2 separate regions of the Homo sapiens genome follow, and region 2 is linked to region 1. A link is an interaction called in ENCODE POLR2A ChIA-PET data of the cell type or tissue named here. Cell type or tissue: HepG2. All regions are shown on one strand. Each heading gives the region's core, and the rest is flanking DNA. Links, peaks and the distances in the headings are about the cores only. Region 1 overlaps KIF11 (kinesin family member 11). Region 2 has its middle 58 kb from the start of HHEX.

The links. ChIA-PET counts read pairs that join two places held together with the same protein. Peaks named below come from ENCODE experiments on the same cell type or tissue, not always from the same donor. Only the 100,000 strongest peaks of a DNase experiment are listed, where the experiment ranks them.
Region 2: POLR2A ChIA-PET joins it to region 1 with 6 read pairs; 3 of 35 experiments call an interaction of 5 or more read pairs at or near these places.

What each region holds. Positions count from the first base shown.
Region 1 is chr10:92,625,045-92,635,954 of GRCh38, forward strand. It overlaps KIF11 (kinesin family member 11), which reads left to right. Exons shown (of 22, transcript NM_004523.4): 11 at 3,764-3,851; 12 at 5,132-5,320; 13 at 7,442-7,649; 14 at 8,579-8,751. Among named protein-coding and RNA genes, the nearest start is that of KIF11, 37 kb to the left of the region's middle. In HepG2, for the core only: no CTCF peak of the experiment used is centred there; no DNase peak of the experiment used is centred there.
Region 2 is chr10:92,742,991-92,753,327 of GRCh38, forward strand. No RefSeq gene overlaps it. Among named protein-coding and RNA genes, the nearest start is that of HHEX, 58 kb to the left of the region's middle. In HepG2, for the core only: no CTCF peak of the experiment used is centred there; a DNase peak (open chromatin) is centred at 4,811; H3K27me3 peaks cover 2,480 bases.

The DNA.
Region 1 (10,910 bases), core at 1,834-9,833:
AGGTGTGAGCCACCATGCCCTGCCGGTATTTCTGTTTTAAGTTCTTTGAGAAGTCGCCAAACTACTTTCCATAATGGCTGAACTAATTTTCATTAGTAGCATATAAGCGTTCCCTTTTCTCCACAACTTTATCACCATGTGTTATTTTTTGACTTTTTAATAATAGCCATTCTGACTGGTGAGATGGTTTCTCATTGTGGTTTTGATTTGCATTTCTCTAACAATTAATGGTGTTAAACATAGTTTCATATGCTTCTTAGCCACATATATGTCTTCTTTTGAAAAATGTCCACATCATTTGCCCACTTTTTTTTTTTTTTTTGAGACACAGTTTCACTGTTGCCCAGGCTGGAGTGCAGTGTGGCACGATCTCAGCTCACTTCAACCTCCACCTCCTGGGTTCAAGCGATTCTCCTGCCTCAGCCTCCGAAGTAGCTGGGATTACAGGTGCCTGCCACCATGCCCGGCTAATTTTTGTATTTTTAGTAGAGATGGGATTTCACCATGTTGGCCAGGCTGGTCTTGAATTCCTGACCTCAAGTGATCTGCCCACCTCCGCCTCCCAAACTGCTGGGATTACAGGTGTTAGCTACCGTGCCCCGCTGGGTGTATATGATTTTATACTTAGAAAACCCCATAGTCTCTGTCCATAAGCTCCTAGATCTGATCAACAATTTAAGCAGAGTTTCTGGATACACAATCATTGTACTAAAATCAGTAGCATTCCTATATACCAATAATGTCCAAGCTGAGTGCCAAACAAGAATGCAATTCCATTCACAATAGCCACAAAAACAGTAAAATACCTAGGAATACAACTAACCAGAGAGGTGAAGGATCTCTACGGTAAGAATTATAAAACACTGCTGAAAGAAATCAGAGTTGACACTAACAAATGGAAAAACTTTCCATGCTCATGGATAAGAAGAATCAATATTGTTAAAATGGCCATACCACCCAAAGCTATTTACAGATTAAATGCTGTTCCTCTCAAACTACCAATGACATTCTTCACAGAAAAAACTATTGTAAAATTCATGTGGAACTGGAAAAGAGCCCAAATAGCCAAAGCAGTCCTAAGCAAAAAGAACAAAGCTGGAGGCATCGCATTACCTGACTTCAAACTATACTACAGGGCTACAGTAACCAAAACATCATGGTACTGGTACAAAAACAGACACAGACCAATGGAACCGAATAGAGAGCCCAGAAATAAAGCCACACACCTACAGCCATCTGATCTTCGACAGAACATGCAATGGGGATAAAACTGCCTGTTCAATAAATGGTGCTGGGATAACTGCCTATCCATGTGCAGAATATTGAAACTGGACCCCTTCCTTAACGCCCATATACAGAAATCAACTCAAGATGGATTAAAAACTTAAATGTAAAACCTAAAACTAAAAACCCTTGTAAAAAACCTAGGTGTTTGTTCTCTAATACACATGAGGCATAATCTGAGATAGTTTTGTCTGAAAACGCTTTTGGAATTAGTACAGTGTCAGTCAGAGAAGAATCACAAAAACTACAGCCAACATTTAAAACAGGATAATGCTTTATTTAAGCCAAGCTTAATAGACATTTTAAAACCATATCAAAATCATCTCATCCATACAGTAACAATGTTGTATTACCCCTTGGCATTCACTATAAAAAAGCATTTCAAATAATCCCGTTTTACATAAAAGATCTATTTCTATTTATTTTATTTTATTTTTATTTTTATTTTTGAGACAGAGTCTCACTCTGTCACCCAGGCTGGAGTGCAGTGGCGCCATCTTGGCTCACTGCAAGCTCCGCCTCCTGGGTTCACGCCATTCTCTCGCCTCAGCCTCCTGAGTAGCTGGGACTACAGGTGCCCGCCACCACGCCCTGCTAATTTTGTTTTTGTATTTTAGTAGAGACAGGGTTTCACCATGTTAGCCAGGATGGTCTTGATCTGCTGACTTCGTGATCTTCCCGCCTCGGCCTCCCAAAGTGCTAGGATTACAGGCGTGAGCCACCGCGCCTGGCTGTAGAAGATCCATTTTTAATAAAAAGCTAATATATTTCATCAAAAGACTATTAGAATTAACTCTTCTCTTACAGCTCTTTTCTAGCTTTTCCTTTAGTCAACAATATCTCTAGCTAATACGTTAAGGGAATTTGTATTCACGGAAGAATCTTTGTCATTTAAGCATAATGTGAAATAGAAAATTGTTGGTTGTTATCAAAGAATTAGATGAGCAAATACAGGCATTCATTTCTGAAACTGACTAATACTCAAGAAATCAGAGACCCATTAAAGTGGGTTTGGAAGACCTGTGAGCTTTGCGCTTGAGAAAAGCATTCTCTATTTTACTTTTTATGACTTCTTTTGACTTTGACTTCATCTTCTGATATTTTTGTTGAATTTAGAAATTTTTAGTTTCTAAAAACTCTTTTCTGCCATCCCTGTCTCTCCTTTTGAAAAATATAGCATCCTTTTATTTTATAGATCTATTCCTTATCTCAGAAACATTATTAATGTTATTAAAGTTTTCTTTTATGTTTTTCTTTCCTTTGGGATCTTTTTTTTCCCTGTTGTGATATCTGTCATTTGTATTTATTTTCTTCAAATGTCTAGTGATTTTTGGCTGGCAATTAAGATGGATTAGAAGCTTTGTACATGGGTGAGGATTATGGACCTGTAAGTTCACTATAGATGAAAAAGTGGTGATCTCAGTCTTAAGTCTGGGCTTCCATCAGATATCATTCTTTGTTGGATTTTTTTTCTTTTGTTCTAGCCCTCAGTCTTTTCTGAGAAGATTTGCCCAGTTTGCTTGGAGATTTTTCTAGCTGCTGCTATTTTTTGATTAGAGTGGGTATAGGGGGCTGAGGATTCCATCATTTTGTATGTAGATTTACACTTAAATGCTCATTTCTAGTCCCTAAACCTTCTACAGTCCATGATGTCTAGTGAAAGTGAACCTGGAAATTCTGCTGCAATTCCTATAGACTAGTGGCTGTCAATGGAAGTGGTGTTGGGGGACTGGTGGTGGTGGGTGGTTTTGTCCCCCAGAGGACATTTGGCAGAGTCCAGTGACATTTTTTATCATCATGACTTGGATGGTACTGAACATCCTAAAATGTACAGGACATCCCCACAATGAAGAATTATTTGATCCACTAGTGCTGAGGCTGAGAAACTCTGCTCTAGAGAGTAATCCTTTGTTCTCATGAGGGTTATGCGGTGGGGTGAGAGTGGTGTTTGTGCGTGTTGCAGCAGCAGGGGGTGTAATTGCTCTGTATACATACTTTAAGTCTCAGTTTTTAACCCCTAATCTTACCCCTTCCTTCTAAGATACCTGATGCCTTCAAGTCCCACATTTTTCCAGCATTCTGTGGGGCATATTTATATTCTGTATCCCTGATTATAGACACTTAGGTTGCATTCCCTCCTCTCTCTACTTTGAGTTATAGTCCGTCCTCTGTTAGCTTTCTAGCTTCTCAAATCTGGAACACACATGCTTTTCCCCTCATAGGTAGGGATTCTTAGTTTCAGAATTGAGGGCAAGGGAAAAATATTTCATTTATAAAACAAAGACAAGGAATATAATTTGTTCTTTGTAATTTGTATTTATTGCTTATTGACACAGGTATCAAGTGACACTTGGGTATCAAGTGATGGTGATAAATGTTGGAAATGAGTTTGTGTAGCTGTCACAATTGTGTTAGAATACATTTTATAGGAGTTAGAAAAAAATATTAACTGTTAAACTCATATTAAACTTTATTTTAGAGTCATGAGTGGAAAATTAACTGTTCAAGAAGAGCAGATTGTAGAATTGATTGAAAAAATTGGTGCTGTTGAGGAGGAGCTGAATAGGGTAAGCACTTAAAATGATATTTACTGTTATGTGAAAAGCAAATATTGAAAGAAAATTTTAGAATGAAAGATCTAATATTTTTTCCTTCAAGATTTTTTTTTTTTAGACGGAGTCTCGCTCTGTCACCCAGGCTGGAGTGCAATAGCGTGATCTCGGCTCACTGTAACCTCTGCCTCCCAGGGTCAAGCGATTCTCCTGCCTCAGCCTCCCGAGTAGCTGGGATTACAGGTGTGCACCACCATGCCTGGCTAATTTTTTTTGTATTTTTAGTAGAGACAGGGTTTCACCATGCTGGCCAGGCTGGTCTTGAACTCCTGACCTCATGATCTGCCCATCTCAGCCTCCCAAAATGCTGGGATGACAGGCGTGAGCCACTGCACCCAGCTCCTTCAGATTTTTTTGGAAAAAAAAAAAAGATTTTATTTTGCTGACCCTTATACTGAAAGTAAGTTATATCATGATTTTTTACTATCATTAATCACATCAAAAAAGCTGACAGCTTATATTAATAAAACATTACAAGAAATTAACTGAATTGTTTGATTTTGTTATTGAAACTACAAAATAGTGAATGCTGAAGCAGTTTTGTTAACATGTTTATCAGATGAAGGAATACAGATATTGGGAGAGACTGGATGTTAAATAAAAGTAATATAACTAGGGTAGGCAAGAGGCCTGACCTTTCAGGGCCACCCTCATATTAATACCTTTATTTATTTATTTTTAATTATTTTTTAGAGACAGGGTCTTGCTTGATGCCCAGGCTACAGTGCAGTGGTGTAATCATATCTTACTGCAGCCTCAAACTTCTGGTCTCAAGCAACTCTCCTGCCTCAGCCTCCTGAGTAGCTGGACTTCAGGCATGCACTACCATGCCCGGCTAATTATTTTATTTTTTTGTAGAGATGGAGTCAGTCTCGCTATGTTGCCCAGGCTGGTCTCAAACTATGGGGCTCAAGTGATCTCCTGCCTTGGCCTCCCAGAGTGCTGGGGTTACAGGTGTGAACCACCTTGCCAGGCCACATTAACACTGTTATATTCAAATCCATTGACAATGTTGAAGGAAACTGAAGAATTAATAGTACTACACCAGACCTATTATTTAATCTCAAAGTGTTGAGTAAGATTACAGAAAGAAACAGGATGACATATTTGTGTTAACCTACCGGGTAACTTCTTACAACTTTTGCATGGAAATAATTTGTTTCATTTTTCTAATCTTATGAACTAGCTAGATATCCTACCAGCCAGCTCAGCGTTTTTTAAATTCTTATATTTAGGTTACAGAGTTGTTTATGGATAATAAAAATGAACTTGACCAGTGTAAATCTGACCTGCAAAATAAAACACAAGAACTTGAAACCACTCAAAAACATTTGCAAGAAACTAAATTACAACTTGTTAAAGAAGAATATATCACATCAGCTTTGGAAAGTACTGAGGAGAAACTTCATGATGCTGCCAGCAAGGTTTGTCCCTTGTGTTGATTTGTACTCATATTAAGTAGAGAATGGGTAGAAAAAATTTTCTGTGCTTAAGCATTAAATATTCTGTTTATTCACCCCAAATGGTATTTCTGTCCATTTAAAAAACATTATTTTACTATTTCATCCATGTTTTTCTCACTGGAGATGTCGACTTATGAAAAAACTACTCCTGCTCCTGGAGTTTTGAAAATAGAACATAACTTAGCTGGGAGTGGTGGCTCACGCCTATAATCCCAGCATTTTGGGAGGCCAAGGTGGGTGGATGACCTGAGGTCAGGTGTTCGAGACCAGCCTGACCAACATGGAGAAACCTGTCTCTACTAAAAATACAAAATTAGCCGGGCGTGGTGGCGCATGCCTGTAATCCCAGCTACTCGGGAAGGCTGAGGTGGAAGAATCACTTGAACCCGGGAGGCAGAGGTTGCGGTGAGCCGAAATCACACCATTGCACTCCAGCCTGGGCAACAAGAGCGAAACTCCGTCTCAAAAAAAAAAAAAAAAAAGAAAATAGAACATAACTTTATAATATATTTTGTAGACATTTAGAATAGTGATGCTGTGATGCTTTTTCTTTGTGGGGATGATTGAACCTAATTAGTCATTAAGAATTTAGTATGTTCTGTCCAGGCATGGTGGCTCACGCCTGTAATCCCAGCACTTTGGGAGGCCGAGGTGGGTGGATTGCTTGAGGTTAGGAGTTCGAGACCAGCCTGACCAACATGGTAAAACCCCATCTCTACTAAAAAAAAAAAAATACAAAAATTAGCCAGGCGTGGTGGCACATGCCTATAATCCCATCTACTCAGGAGGCTGAGGCAAGAGAATCACTTGAACCCAGGAGGCAGAGGTTGCAGTGAACCGAGATCATGCCACTGCACTCCAGCCTGGGTAACAGAGCAAGACTCTGTTTCAGAAAAAAAAAAAAAAAGAATTTAGTATGTTCTGATGATGAAAGATGTTGAAAGTATTTAATTTTTTTTTTTTTTTTTTGAGACGGAGTCTCGCTCTGTCGCCCAGGCCGGACTGCGGACTGCAGTGGCGCAATCTCGGCTCACTGCAAGCTCCGCTTCCCGGGTTCACGCCATTCTCCTGCCTCAGCCTCCCGAGTAGCTGGGACTACAGGCGCCCGCCACCGCGCCCGGCTAATTTTTTGTATTTTTAGTAGAGACGGGGTTTCACCTTGTTAGCCAGGATGGTCTCGATCTCCTGACCTCATGATCCACCCACCTCGGCCTCCCAAAGTGCTGGGATTACAGGCGTGAGCCACCGCGCCCGGCCTTTAATTTTTTATTAGTTGTACTTTTTTTTTTTGAGACAGACTCTTGCTTTGTAGCCCAGGCTGGAGTGCAGTGGCATCATCTCAGTTCACTGTAACCTTTGCCTCCCGGGTTCAAGCGATTCTCCCGCCTCAGCCTCCCAAGTAGCTGGGATTACAAGCGCCTGCCACCACACCCAGCTAATTTTGTATTTTTAGTAGAGACTGGGTTTCACCATGTTGGCCAGGCTGGTCTCAAACTCCTGACCTCAGGTGATCCACCTGCCTAGGCCTCCCAGAGCGTTGGGATTACAGGTGTAAGCCACCACGTCCGGCCATTAGGTGTACTTCTGAGGAAATAGTAGAACATAGAAGGAAAAAAATTTCTGAGGAAGCATAATTATTGCAATAACTGAAAAAATCAGTTTTCCTTGCTTGTGTAGATGGCTACAGGAAGGGAAATAAACATTACTGGGCATCTGGATAAATTAGCATGAGTTAAAGCATTTCTTCTGATACAATGTCTAAAATTGACTTTTTTTTTTTGAGACAGAGTCTCTCTCTGTCACCCCGGCTGGAGTGGCAGTGGCACAATCTCTGGCTCACTGCAACCTCCACCTCCCAGGTTCAAGCAATTCTCCTGCCTCAGCCTCTTGAGTAGCTGGAACTACAAGTATGTACCACCACACCCAGCTAATTTTTGTATTTTTAGTAGAGACGGGGTTTCACCATGTTGGCCAGGCTGGAAAATTTACTAGTTCTTATCAAGATAAATCCTTGTGTAGATACTTTCATCAGATTCCTTTCACCGTATCCATTTTGTCTAACACTTATTTTTAAAAATATAGCTGCTTAACACAGTTGAAGAAACTACAAAAGATGTATCTGGTCTCCATTCCAAACTGGATCGTAAGAAGGCAGTTGACCAACACAATGCAGAAGCTCAGGATATTTTTGGCAAAAACCTGAATAGTCTGTTTAATAATATGGAAGAATTAATTAAGGATGGCAGCTCAAAGCAAAAGGCCATGCTAGAAGTACATAAGACCTTATTTGGTAAGTTCAGGCTGTTCTGTTCTAGTCTTGATGTGTTAAGTGTAATGTTGATTTCAAAACTGATAATTTTGTGAAACATAGATGACGGTGTCACCAATACTCTCTACCATGCACAAACTATTTGTTCAGGGTGAAGATTAATGCTTTTATTGTCTTTGAATTAAAACAAATCTTTTTTCCCTCCCCACCCTCCCTTCTGTTTTCTATAAAATGTTACATTTATTAAGTAACTAAGTATATAAACGTTAGAAGTAGAAGTCCTCTTTTTCCCTGACTCCGGCTCCTGACCCTGGGTCATTGACCATAGGTGTTATTGTTAAATTTCTTGGGCCTTTTTCTGGAAATTTTTTGTGCATAAACATTCTGCAACTTTTTTTGGGGGGGGCATATATATCTTGATGGTTTGCTATATTGTCAGAATATGTTTGTGTCTCATTGTTTTTAACTATTATCTCCCTTTAGAAAAAAGTATGTTTATTTAGTGTGAAATACTATCCTCATTATGGAAAATTTGGACATTCAGAAATATAAAAATTTAAAAAATCATCTAGACTCTAGTCTCACTAAGCCAAGCACTATACTTTTTGGTATTGATTTCCAGTTTTTTTTTTCTTCTGTAAACTTACCATAATTCTGTATATTATTTTTAGTTAGAGATTAATTGTAGAATATTCTAATTCTTTGTGTACTATGAATTATAGTTATGGGTCTGATACACTTACAAATATGTTAAGGGCTTACAGAGCACTATAGAAAATTGTAATGTATATTTAAATATTTCCTTGCTTTGTAGTGAGCCAGTTCTTTTAAGCTCGTTATTACAAATTCTACAACAAGGGTATACTTTTGTCAACTTCTTTGAAATGGTTTGAACGGTATTTAATATATTTATGTCAAAGTTTACATCTTTCTGTTTTTGTTTGTTATAGGTAATCTGCTGTCTTCCAGTGTCTCTGCATTAGATACCATTACTACAGTAGCACTTGGATCTCTCACATCTATTCCAGAAAATGTGTCTACTCATGTTTCTCAGATTTTTAATATGATACTAAAAGAACAATCATTAGCAGCAGAAAGTAAAACTGTACTACAGGAATTGATTGTTAGTACATCCTTTAAAATATTTTTGAAGGGTTGCATTTGATAAGTATTTGATAAAATATTTTGAAGGGTTACATTTGATAAGTCTTTATAAACAATGTTAACTGCTATTCTTTCTTCCTGAGCTTTACTAGACACAGTCATAGACACGTCACTGTGAGAGACTACATATATATATATTTTGTTTTGTTTTGTTTTGTTTGTTTGTTTTGAGATGGAGTCTCGCTCTGTCGTCCAGGAGTGCAGTGGCGTGATCTCGGCTCACTGCAAGCTCTACCTCCCGGGTTCATGCCATTCTCCTGCCTTAGCCTCCCGAGTAGCTGGGACTACAGGCGCCCACCACCACACCCGGCTAATTTTTTGTATTTTTAGTAGAGATGGGGTTTCACCGTGTTAGCCAGGATGGTCTTGATCTCCTGACCTTGTGATCCACCCGCCTCGGCCTCCCAAAGTGCTGGGATTACAGGCATGAGCCACCGTGCCCAGCCAGCCTCTCCTTTTCTTTATTTGTATTTATTTATTTTTTTCAGCCTCTCCTTTTCTCGGCTCACTGCAACCTCTGCCTCCTGGGTTCAAGCAGTTCTCTTGCCTCAGCCTCCCGGGTAGATGGAATTATAGGCATGTGCCACCACGCCTGGCTAATTTTCGTATTTTTTTTTAGTAGAGATGGTGTTTTACCATGTTGGTCAGGCTGGTCTCAAGCTCCTAACCTCAAGCAATCCACCCACCTCGGCCTCCCAAAGCGCTGGGATTACAGGCGTGAGCCACCGTGCCCGGCCGAGAGTACGTTTATATTTTTAAAGACAGATCTCTCCACTGTTTATTCTCTCCCAGAAAGATTATTTTCAAATGTATGGAACTAACTTTTGAAACCTTTTTCACTCATGTCTTGTAACATTAGGAGTAGCAGTTATTAGTGAGGCTTCTAATGACTAAAGGGCAAGTTTAGCACCACATGATATCAAGGGACTTGTTAGTTGGCCCAGAAATTGGCAAGTCACTCTTTCCCCAGGGGTCCTGGACCCAACCAGAAGGGGATATTGGGTAGCTGATTTTAAAACTACAGTAATATATGATAGTAATAATGGTGCAAGAAAAATATCTTAGAATTCTGGGGACACATATCACTTCTTAGGGTTAGATCTGTGTGGCCCCTTCTGGGCCATAACTATAAATCTTTTCTCCAGAGTTCTATGGAAGTCACTCATCTAATTGCACTTAATATTACCTCCTTCATACTTGATTTATATATAGTCTTTATTTTATAATTGTATGGTTGGTCTAGGAAGTTCTTAGCCATATAATTTATTTGTTTTCTTTGTGCAGAGTCTTTGCCTCCCTTTTTCAGCTTAACAATATTTATTAAACATTTTCCAAGTAAATACTACAAATGTTAGCTGACCCTCTGCCTCAATTCAGTGCTTAGATGACATTATTTGATAGGTTTTCTCAATCACCCAAATTTGACAAAATTAAAAGATATCCTGTCAGTACTAACTTTTCAAATATTGATTCATTCATTAAATGGTGGTCTGTATATATATAGGCATACTTCAGAGATATTGCAGGTTTGCTTCCAGACCACTGCAATAAAGTGAATATTACAATAAAGCAAGTCATGAATTTTTTGCTTTCCCGGTGCATATAAAGGTTATGTTGACCAGGCGCAGTGGCTCACACCTGTAATTCCAGCACACGCCTGGTGGGACAATCAGAACACAACGTTTATCAGTTACATTTGCTGTCTTATAGGGGTACAGTTTATGGTACCCCAAGACAATTACAATAGTAACATCAAAGATCATTGATCACAGTGTATAATGAAAAAGTTAGAAATACTGTAGTAGTTACCAACATGTGATGCAGAGACAGAAAGTGAGCACATGATATTTGAAAAAAGTCACTGATAGACGTGCTCAAGGTAGGGTTGCCACAAACCTTCAATTTGTAAAAATTTGGTATCTGTGACACATAGTAAGGTGAAGCACAATAAAATAAGCTATGCCTGAATTGATACATTTCTACTTACCAAGTTACAATTTTTGCTTGAATTAAAAGAAAAGAGGCATGTTGCTCTCACAAAATTAGTTGAAATTGGTATGCTAGCTCTTCTTTCCAAAAGAATGTCAGTAGACCTATAAGTATTTACTAATGTATTTC
Region 2 (10,337 bases), core at 1,054-9,053, 120 kb after region 1:
CCACTGAACACACCGAGCACGAGGAGCCTGGAGACACCCACGGGGCTATGGGAGTAGGTGGTGTGAGTAGGATCTGGTGCTTAGCCGAGAGGTCTGGGCTGGAAGCATCAGCATTTAGATGGAGTGGATGAAGTCATAAATCATGAGATCATTTAAGGAGAGAAGAGAGTGAACAGAGAAGCGGGCTTAGGACCAAGCTGATACCAAGATGAATAACCTTGTTTTCACCCTCAAGAAGCTTATGGCTGTGTAGAGGTGATGAGCTATGCACATATGTAATTACAGTATAGTCAGAAAAGGACTTACACTCTACCAATACCATAAACGATGCATTCGGAGGAGGAAAACATTATACCAGCTGAAGGGATTAGCAACAACTTCATGGAGACACATTTAAGACCATCTTTTTTTTTGGTGGGGGTGGGGCAGGGTCTCACTCTATCGCCCAGGCTGCAGTACAGTGGCATGATCATGGCTCACTGCAATCTTGAGCTCCTAGGCTCAAGAAATCTTCCTGCCTCAGCCTCCCAGGTAGCTAGGACTACAGGTGCGTGCCACCAAACCGGGAAAATTGTAGAGATAGGGTCTTGAACTCCTGACTCAGGTGATCCTCTTGCCTTGGCCTCCCAAAGTGCTGGGGTTACAGGCATGAGCAACTGCACCCAGCCTTAAGACGATCTTTGCTGTATAGCTAGAATAAAGTGAGGTGGATGAGGGTAGCGATGGGCTTCCAAGTGGAAAGAGTGACTTGATGAAGGGTATGAGGCTGAAAAACCAAGACCCATGGCAAACTTCAGGGAGTTTAGCTTATCTGGAGATAGGGTATACGTGGGGAATCATTTAAAAGGTGAGTTGGAGCCAGGTTGAGGAGGGCTGTAAATACCTGGCTGAGGTGCTTGACCTATAGGAGTGGGGACCTAACTAAGGTTTGTAGGAGAAGTAGGGGGAGGGTGCCTTGACTAAAGCAGTGATTGAAGAAGACTCCTGGATTCCCATGTGGGGTGCACTGAAGAGGACAGATACTGGAGGTGAGAGACCCATTACGAGGCTGGAGTGGAGCACCTCAGAGATTGTTCTACTGTAATGACTGAACCCAGCTGGTTAGCTCAAGTAAAAAGGGGATTGATTGAAAAAAATATATATATGTTTAGGAAACCTCATAGAATACAACCCTGGAAGTCCTGTCAGCCCACAGGAAATGGACAGTGGTTTGTCTCTGTTTCCCTGGAGACACACACATGGTCTCTTGTATTTGCCTCTCTCAGCTCTCCTGTACTCTTTGCAGACCAGCTTTCTCTGTAAGGGCCTGGGCTGCTGCTTTCCCTTCACCTGGTTTCAGGAGGTTTGGGTTGCCATGGCACCCATTCTGACCCAGATCCACTGGATCTTATATCAGACCCCACCACCATTTACTGCAGTCTCTCTGCTGATCATAGCATAAAGACAGGCTGTACCTTTTGGTGACACCAAACTGATATTCTAGTCACAATCAATGCAATAATCTAACAAATCTCCTGATCACATTTCCTGTTGGTGGGAAAGTCTAGCACTTGCACAGATTTGCTGGGCACAACTTGACTCACATTGTTTCCACATTTGTTTAATAACAGGTTATTATCTGCTGCAAGAATGAGGACAGGAACTGTGTTTGTCTTGTCTCCCGCTGTGTCTATTGCTGTATAACAAATTACCCCAAAACTTGGTGGCTTAAAACAGTAGGCATTTATGATCTCACAGTTTCTGTGAGTTAGGGATTTGGAAGTAGCTTGTCTGGATGGCTGTGGTTTGGGGTCTCTTATGAAGTTGCAATCAAGATGTTGGTTGGGCTGTAGTCATCTGAAAGCTTGAATGCAGCTGGAGGATCCACTTCCAAGATGGCACACTCACATGGCTGTTGGCAGGAGGCTTCAGTTCCTTATGACATGGACCTTTCCATAGGGCTGCTTGAGTGTCCTCACGATATGGTAGTTGGTTTCCCCCAGAACAATTGATCCAAGAGAGAGCAAGGAGGACGACACACACCGCCTTTTATAACCTAGTCTCAGAGGTCATACATCATCACTATTGCCACATTCTATTTGTTAGAAGTAAGTCATTATGTCTGTCCCATACTCAAGGGAAAGAGGAATTAGGCTCCATCGTTGAAGGGAAACTTGTAAAATAATTTGTAGATGTATTTTTTATTTTTTTGAGACAAGGCTTCACTGTTTTGCCCAGGCTGGAGTGCAGTGGGGCAAACACAGCTCAGTGAGCCTCAACCTCCTAGGCTCAAGGATTCCTCCCACCTCAGCTTCCCAAGTAGCTGGAACTACAGGTGTGTGCCACCATGCCTAGCTACTTTTTTATTTTTTGTAGAGACAGGGTCTTACTGTGTTGCCCAGGCTGGTCTAGAATTCCTGGGCTCAAGTGATCCTCCTGCCTCTGCCTCCCAAAGTGTTGGGATTACAGATGTGAGCCACCGTGCCTGGCTGCAGATGTATTTTAAAACCACCACAGCCACCGTAACTTTAGCACCTATTATGGTGCCTGACATATAGCAGGGGCTTAATAATGGTTTGCAAAAGGAACAGTTGTTCTCTCTCCTAAACTTGATTCACTGGCACTGAAACATGGCAGTCACTATAAGGCAGGCAGTCACACCAAGGAATGGCCATTTCAGGCTTCATTCAGCTTGAGTGTCTTCCCATGTGTTGTTCTATCAGGAAATAGTGGGGCCATTTTGGGAAGTCGCTAGGCCAAGAACACAAATATAGGCTGCTGAGATCCCTTTAGATGTTGGCATACAACTAGCCGAAGAGAGAGGAGGTCTCAGAGGTTTGTAAGAGTTGAGTTCTGCTAGCGAATTAGAATTTTTATTAAATATTTATAATAGGGGCTTCTAACAAAATTATTGATACTATTATTTTGAGGAACAAATCTTTTATATTTAATATATCTCTGAAGACTTGGGATCATTTGTGTCTATCAGATCAAATGGGGCAAGGTGCGGTGGCTCACGCCTGTAATCCCAGCACTTTGGGAGGCTGAGGCAGGCGGATCACTTGAGATCAGGAGTTTGAGACCAGCCTGGCCAACATGGTGAAACGCCATCTCTACTAAAAATACAAAATTGGCCAGGAGTGGTGGCATGCGCCTGTAATCCCAGCTACTCGGGAGGCTGAGACAAGAGAATTGCTTGAACCCGGGAGTTGGAGGTTGCAGTGAGCCGACATCATGCCATTGCACTCCAGCCTGGGCAACAGAGCAAGATTTAGTCTCAAAAAAAAAAAAAAAAAAAAAAATCAAATAGATTCAGGTCAGAGCAGGCGCTGTGGAATATAACCATGGTGGAGCGGGAGCAGAATGGGGTTCTTTAATACAGTTCTTTACATCCCAAGTATTCCAAGAGAAAAGAAGGTGGGTGTTAGGTGCTGTGGCCATGGACTTGACATTCAGTGGGGAGGAGTGTAATGAGCTCCAGCACCATTTTGTTGTTGTTGTTAGAGATGAGGTCCTGCTATGTTGCCCAGGCTAGAATGCAGTGGCTATTCACAGGCGTGATCATAGCACACCACAGCCTCAAACTCCTAGCCTCAAGTGATCCTCCTGCCTCAGCCTCTCAAGTAGCTGGGATTACAGGTGTGTGCCACTGTACCTGGCTACAGCACCTTTGGAATCCACCATAGTTTTCAAGCTGGAGCTGTGCTCTTCCTGGTCAGCCCCTAGCCAATGACAGAGCATGGTGAGTGCAGGCCTAGCTATTTCTGTCTAATGTGGGACTTCTCAAATGAGCAATCTTTGCTCCAAGTCTCCCTGTGGAGTTGACTGAGATTCTGTCACATCTGTCTTGTGATCCTAGGCTCTCCCTTCCCAGTTCTGCTGTCTCCTCCTTTATCTTCCACGGGTGTCTCCCTCTCCCCAGTGAGCCTCTTGCTCTCCTGGCTTTATCTTAGCATTCCGGAGGACATGAATGACACAGGAGGAATGAGGCCATGTGGTCATAGTATCCATCGGAAGACCTAGTGGGCAAGTCTTTAAGATCTTCTAGCCCAGGCTTTGAGAACTAGAACCTTGTCTGCTGGATGGGGATCTTGGCTTTAGAAACTTATTTTGGAAGGAATTTCCAAATTGCTTACATGATACTGTAGGCCAAGGTGGAAGTTTGGGTGTCATTGTAGATGAGGGTACTGGTGTCAAGGCTCGCCAGGAACGGAGAGGAACAGCGCAATGGGCTCACCAAACAAGCTCCTCAGAGCAGTCAGAACTGTGTTTCCCCAGTGCTGGGACACAGGGAGGCGGTTTCACTGTGCGCTAACGCCATTTGCAGGAGGTGACAGAGCTCGCCCAAGGAAGGGGCAGGAGATTGCGGTGGTTAAGTGCTTTGGAGGCAAATAGGCCTGGGTATGAGCCTGGCTGTGCTACCTACTAGCTTTGTGATGTTGGACATATTACCTAAGCTCTTCATCTCTCAGCTTCCTCATTGGGAAGATGGAGATGATAATATAAGTCTACTTCTTAGATTTGCTGGGAGGATTTTTAAAACTCCTTCTAAAATGCTCAGCATTGTACGTGATTGAATCAGGTAAAGTTCTCAGCTGTAAGCAACAGAAACTGACTCAAGTTGATTGAAATAGAAAAAAGAATGGATCAAAAAGCCAGTGGGCAGCTTCCAGAATCCCCAAAGAGGCTAGAAAGGCAGCTCAGAGAATAGATAGAAATAAGGGCAGTAGCCAGGGCCATAGTCAAAATCCTGCCATAAATCCAGCCTGCTGCTGCCACCATTGATCGCTGGATGCCTCTGCTGTTTGCCCTCATAGAACCCAGACCCTGCCCTTGGCCTTGTTGCCACTGTTGCCTGGAAACGGGTGTGGCTGTCACCACTACCACTGTCAGCCCAGCCACCAGAATGGCTTCTCTGTGGTTCTCAGCCTCTTCTCTGCTTCCCCTCTCCTTCCCTTTCCACCTCTACTTTCCCCTTCCCCCTCTTCTCCCTCTGCCTCCTCACCTTCCCCCCCATCTATTTCTTTCTCTATGCTTCTTCACACTTTCTCCCTCCACTGGCTAGTTATCCTCATCCATTAGCTATACCAAATTTTTCCCATTAAAGGAAGAAATAGGCCAGGCATGGTGGCTCACGCCTGTAATTCCAGCACTTTGGGAGGCTGAGGCAGGTGGATCACCTGAGGTCAGGAGTTCAAGACCAGCCTGACCAACATGGAGAAACCCCATCTCTACTAAAAATACAAAATTAGCTGGGTGTGGTGACACATGCCTGTAATCCCAGCGACTGGGGAGGCTGAGGCAGGAGAATTGCTTGAACCTGGGAGGCGGAGGTTGCAGTGAGCTGAGATAGTGCCATTGCACACCAGCCTGGGCAACAAGAGTGAAACTCCATCTTAAAAACAAAAAACAAAACAAACAAACAAAAAACAACAAAAAAGGAAAAACTACATGACCCAATGATCTTTCTTCAACTTCCTTCCTATCTTCTTTCCTTCCTTAAATGTCTGGAAAGTTTATTTTTCTTCCTCACTTCAATCTGTCCTCCACCTCTTTAATTCACTGTAACTGCCCTTCCCAAGGTCACCAGTGACCTCTCCATTGCTTTACCAAGGCTGACTTTTCTGTCCTCCTCAACCTCTTGGGAACACTTGATCTTGTTGACTATGACCTCCCTTTGAGACTCTTTCCTGTTCTCGGCTTGATGATGCCATGCTTTTCTGGCTTTCCTCCTTTCTTGGACCTGATTATCTTGATATTCTTTGTGGGCTTTTCCTTATAACAAAGTACTACAAACTGTGTGTCTTCAGCAACAAAAATGTATTGTTTCATAGTCCTGGAGCTTGCAATTTGGAGATTAATATGTTGGCAGGACTAGTTCCTTGGCTTGTAAAGCATCACCCTGATTTGTGCCTTCATCTTCTCATGGTGTTCTCCCTGTTACATGCCTCTATGTTCAAATTTTTCCTTTTTGTAAGGACACCGGTCATATCATATTAGCTCCCCTCCTCTACCATAACTTCATTCTGTTGCTTATAACAGAATACTTGAAACTGGGTAATGTATTTACTTATTTATTTATTTTGAGAAGGAGTCTCACTCTGTTGCCCAGGCTTGAGTACAGTGACACAATCTCGGCTCACTGCAACCTCTGCCTCCCAGGTTCAAGCAATTCTCCTGTCTCAGCCTCCTGAGTAGCTGAGATTACAGGCACACACCACCACACCCGGGTAATTTTTGTATTTTTAGTAGAGATGGGGTTTTGCCATGTTGGTCAGGCTGGTGTCGAACTCCTGACCTCAGGTGATCCACCCGCCTCAGTCTCCCAAAGTGCTGGGATTGTAGGTGTGAGCCACTATGCCTGGCCGAAACTGGGTAATTTATAAAGAAAAGGAATTTATTTCCTACAGTTCTAGATGCTGAGAAATGCAGGGTCAAGGGGCCACATCTGATGAGTCCTTCTTGCTGGTGGGGACTCTGCAGAGTCCTGAGGCAGCGCAGGGTATCACATGGTGAGGGCGTGGAGTGTCCCTTCAGGAGGGCAGAGCCCTCATGACCCAATCCCAATCGTCTTTTAAAGCCCTCGTCTTTCAATACTGCCACCATGGGGATTAAGTTTCACTGTGCGTTTTGGACGGGACCAACATTTAAAGCATAGCACTCATCTTAGCTAATTACAACTACATTGACTCTATGTCCAAGTAAGCTCCCATTCTGAGGCGCTGGGGGTTAGCACTTCAACACATAACATTTAGGGGAACACAATTCAATCTATAGCACTCTTTAAACATCGCTTTCCCTTGGCCACTTTCTTAGCCTCCTCCCCCGAGAAACTTTATTCAAACTCATGGCTTTAATGACCATACCACCTTACAATGATGATACCCCAGGGTGTTTCTCAAACCCAGTTCTCTCCCTCTGAGTTCTGGAGAGACAGATCCAATTACCCAGCAGTCATATTTGGGTATTTATGGGTCCCTTTATTTATTTATTTTTGAGTCAGGATCTCACTCTGTTGCCCAGGTTGGAGTGCAGTGGTAAGATAATGGTTCACAGCAGCCTCAAATTCCTGAGCTCAAGCCATCCTCCTGCCTCAGCCTCCTAAGTAGCTAGGACTACAGGCATGTGCCACCATGCCCAGCTGATTTTCTTATTTTTGTAGAGACGGGGGTCTCTCTATGTGGTCCAGGCTAGTCTTGATCTCCTGGGCTCAAGCAATCATCCTACCTCAGCCTTCCAAAGTGCTGGGATTATAGGAATGAGGCACTGTGCCTGGCCAAGTCCTTTGTGTAATGTTCCAGATTGAATTTATCTTTTCCTTAAAGATGTTTCTTCTCCTGAGTTTCTGGTCTCAGAGACTGGCCCCATCACCCACCTTGCTCCCCCAGGGTGGGAGATCACCCTGGAGGCTTGCTTCAGTTTATGACTCCCACCCCTTCCAGTCACCACATCCTTCAATAGCATCACGTCTCTTTTTCTCTTTTTTTTTTTTTGAGATGGAGTCTCGCTCTGTTGTCCAGGCTGGAGTGCAATGTCGCGATCTAGGCTCACTGCAACCTCTGTGATTCTCCCACATCAGCCTCCAAGTAGCTGGGATTACAGGCACCCACTACCATGCCTGGGTAATTTTTGTATTTTTGTAGAGATGGGGTTTCACCATGTTGGCCAGGCTGGTCTTGAACTTCTGACCTCAGGTGATCCGCCTGCCTCAGCCTCCCAAAGTGCTGGGATGAGAGGTGTCAGCCACTATGCCCAGCCTATTTTTATTTTTCGAATTGAACATTCCTTCATACTTGTTTTATATGGTCAGAATACTACATTGGTAGCAATGATTCATTTTGTTAGTCATGAAACAAACAACAACAACAACAAAAATTCATACATTTTACTTTGTTTCTCAGAAATGAGAGATGTTTTAAGAATGTGTTTTCATGAGATTTGCCAAATTTTTTTTCATTGCACAATAGCTTTTTTTTTTCTCTCTTCCTTTTGGAGAATTGTTGGGTGGATGAAGATTTTAAGATAGGTAAGAACAGATGTGTTGACACAGTTTGGGAAAGCAAAAACAATTTAACTGGAAGAAAAGCCCTTAGGGAAATGACACTCTCCCAAGGATGTTCGAAACCCAGTTATAGGAAGTACTAAGTCTTCAGTGGACAATGTGATTTGGGTTAAGAGCCAGCAGAGCTTGGGGAAACGCTGACAGTCCTCCAAATACCACAATGCAGTGTTAGAATCAGACTCGCTATGTTGAAATTTACGAGGATTTACATTTTAATTAGTTGCTCAAAATTTGCCCTCACAATTGGTCCTTTAGGCGAACGTTAATCCCATTTACTTCTTTCTAATTTTAATGCTCCAAACCCCACCAATTTTGAGAAGGAAGAAGTGTTCTTCCAAGTTATGTAAGTGATTTATTATACGATGTGAGAATTATACGATGGAGGCACCACGTAGGAGAAATGGAATTGAGGAATACCAGCTGAAAAAGCTCTTATTCACCCTCTAGTTCAGTTCAGCCTCACAAATTAGAAAACAAACCCAGAGAGGCAGAGAGACTTACTTAAGGTCACATGGTTATTCAGAGGTCTAGAATACACACTTTCTGGTGCCTGAACCAAAAGTCCGCTTTAGGAAAAATTATAGTCAACATTTACTGAGCACTTGCTAAGTACTAGGCACTGGGCTAAATGCCTTTCATAAATTTCAACAGTTCACAAAATCAATGAAATAGAAAGTATTTCAAATGTAAAATAAAAACATTGTCAGTCCTCTCTAACAATTTTTCTCTGGATGTTTCATTTGCTTTCTTAAACAGAAGTTGCTGACGTACATGTCTTTCCTCCCTTCCAGATTCAAAGGCTGCAAAGGGCTCCTAGGTATACTCCACTGAGCTGTATTTTGAAAGCTAAATAAGCATTAACTTATTCACAACAAAAGCCTGATATATTTGTATGAAGGCTGCAGAGAGGTTTGGAAAGCACAGATTTCTCCCCCTTTCTCCTCCCTTAGTTTGTTCACCGATCACTTCTTCCCTCTCTTCCTTCTTTTTCCCTTCCCTCCCTCTCTCCCTAGCTTCCCCCACTTTCTTTCCTCTCTCTGTCTCCCTCCCTTTCTTTCTTCCATTCTAGAAAGTGAGGTATTTTCCAGTACCTGTAATCTGTACACTTTGGGAGGCCGAGGTAGGAGGATTGCTTGAGGCCAGGAGTTTGAGATCAGTCTGGGCAACATAGCAAGACCCTACAGCAAATTTTTTATATAAAAAATTTAAAAATTAGCCAGGCTTGGTGGCACATGCCAATAGTCCCAGCTACTTGGGGGGCTGAGGCAGGAGGATCACCCGGAAGTTCGAGGCTGTGGAGAACTATGATTGCCCATGGCACTCCAGCCCGGATGACAGAGCGAGACCCCATCTCTATAAAAAATAAAAAGTGAAAAATAAAGATAATCCCAGCACTTTGGGAGGCCAGGAGCGGGCAGATCACCTGAGGTCAGGAGTTCGAGACCAGCCTGGCCAATATGATGAAACCCCGCCTGTACTAATAGTAAAAAAAATTAGCTGGGTGTGGTGGCACACACCTGTAATCCCAGCTGCTCAGGAGGCTGAGGCGGCAGGAGAATCACTTGAACCTGGGAGGTGGAGGTTGCAGTGAGCCCAGATCGTGCCACTGCACTCCAGCCTGGATGACAGAGTGAGACTCCATCTCAAAAGAAAAAAAAAAATGGAAGTGAGGTATTAAGGACTCTGTCTGTTGTGATTCGAAACTCCTTTTGATTTGTCTTTTTTTTTTTTTTTGAGACGGAGTCTTGCTGTGTTGCCCAGGCTGGAGTACAGTGGTGCGATCTCTGCTCACTGCAAGCTCTGCCTCCCGGGTTCACGCCATTCTCCTGCCTCAGCCTCCCGAGTAGCTGGGACTACAGGCGCCTGCCACCACGCCCGGCTAATTTTTTTTTGCATTTTTTAGTAGAGACGGGGTTTCACCATGTTAGCCAGGATGGTCTCGATCTCCTGACCTTGTGATCCGCCCGCCTCGGCCTCCCAAAGTGCTGGGATTACAGGCATGAGCCACCGCGCCTGGCCTGATTTGTCTTGAACATGTAGAATGTTGGAAATGCCGGGGCCTAAGGCATCATCCAAAGGGGAGTGGAGGCTAGAGAGGTAAAGGATTTTGCCTGAGGTCAACTAAATGAAATCCTACCAAGATCAGACAGCGACTATAAAGCAGGAGTCCAGTCAACCCCAAGAGGAAAGCTACCAGAATAGCACAGGCAAAGTCTGATTTGTTCTGGAGGTGTCAACATTTTTAAATGACTCAATTCAATCTCAGACCAGCAAGCTCTTCACCTTCACTTGAAGG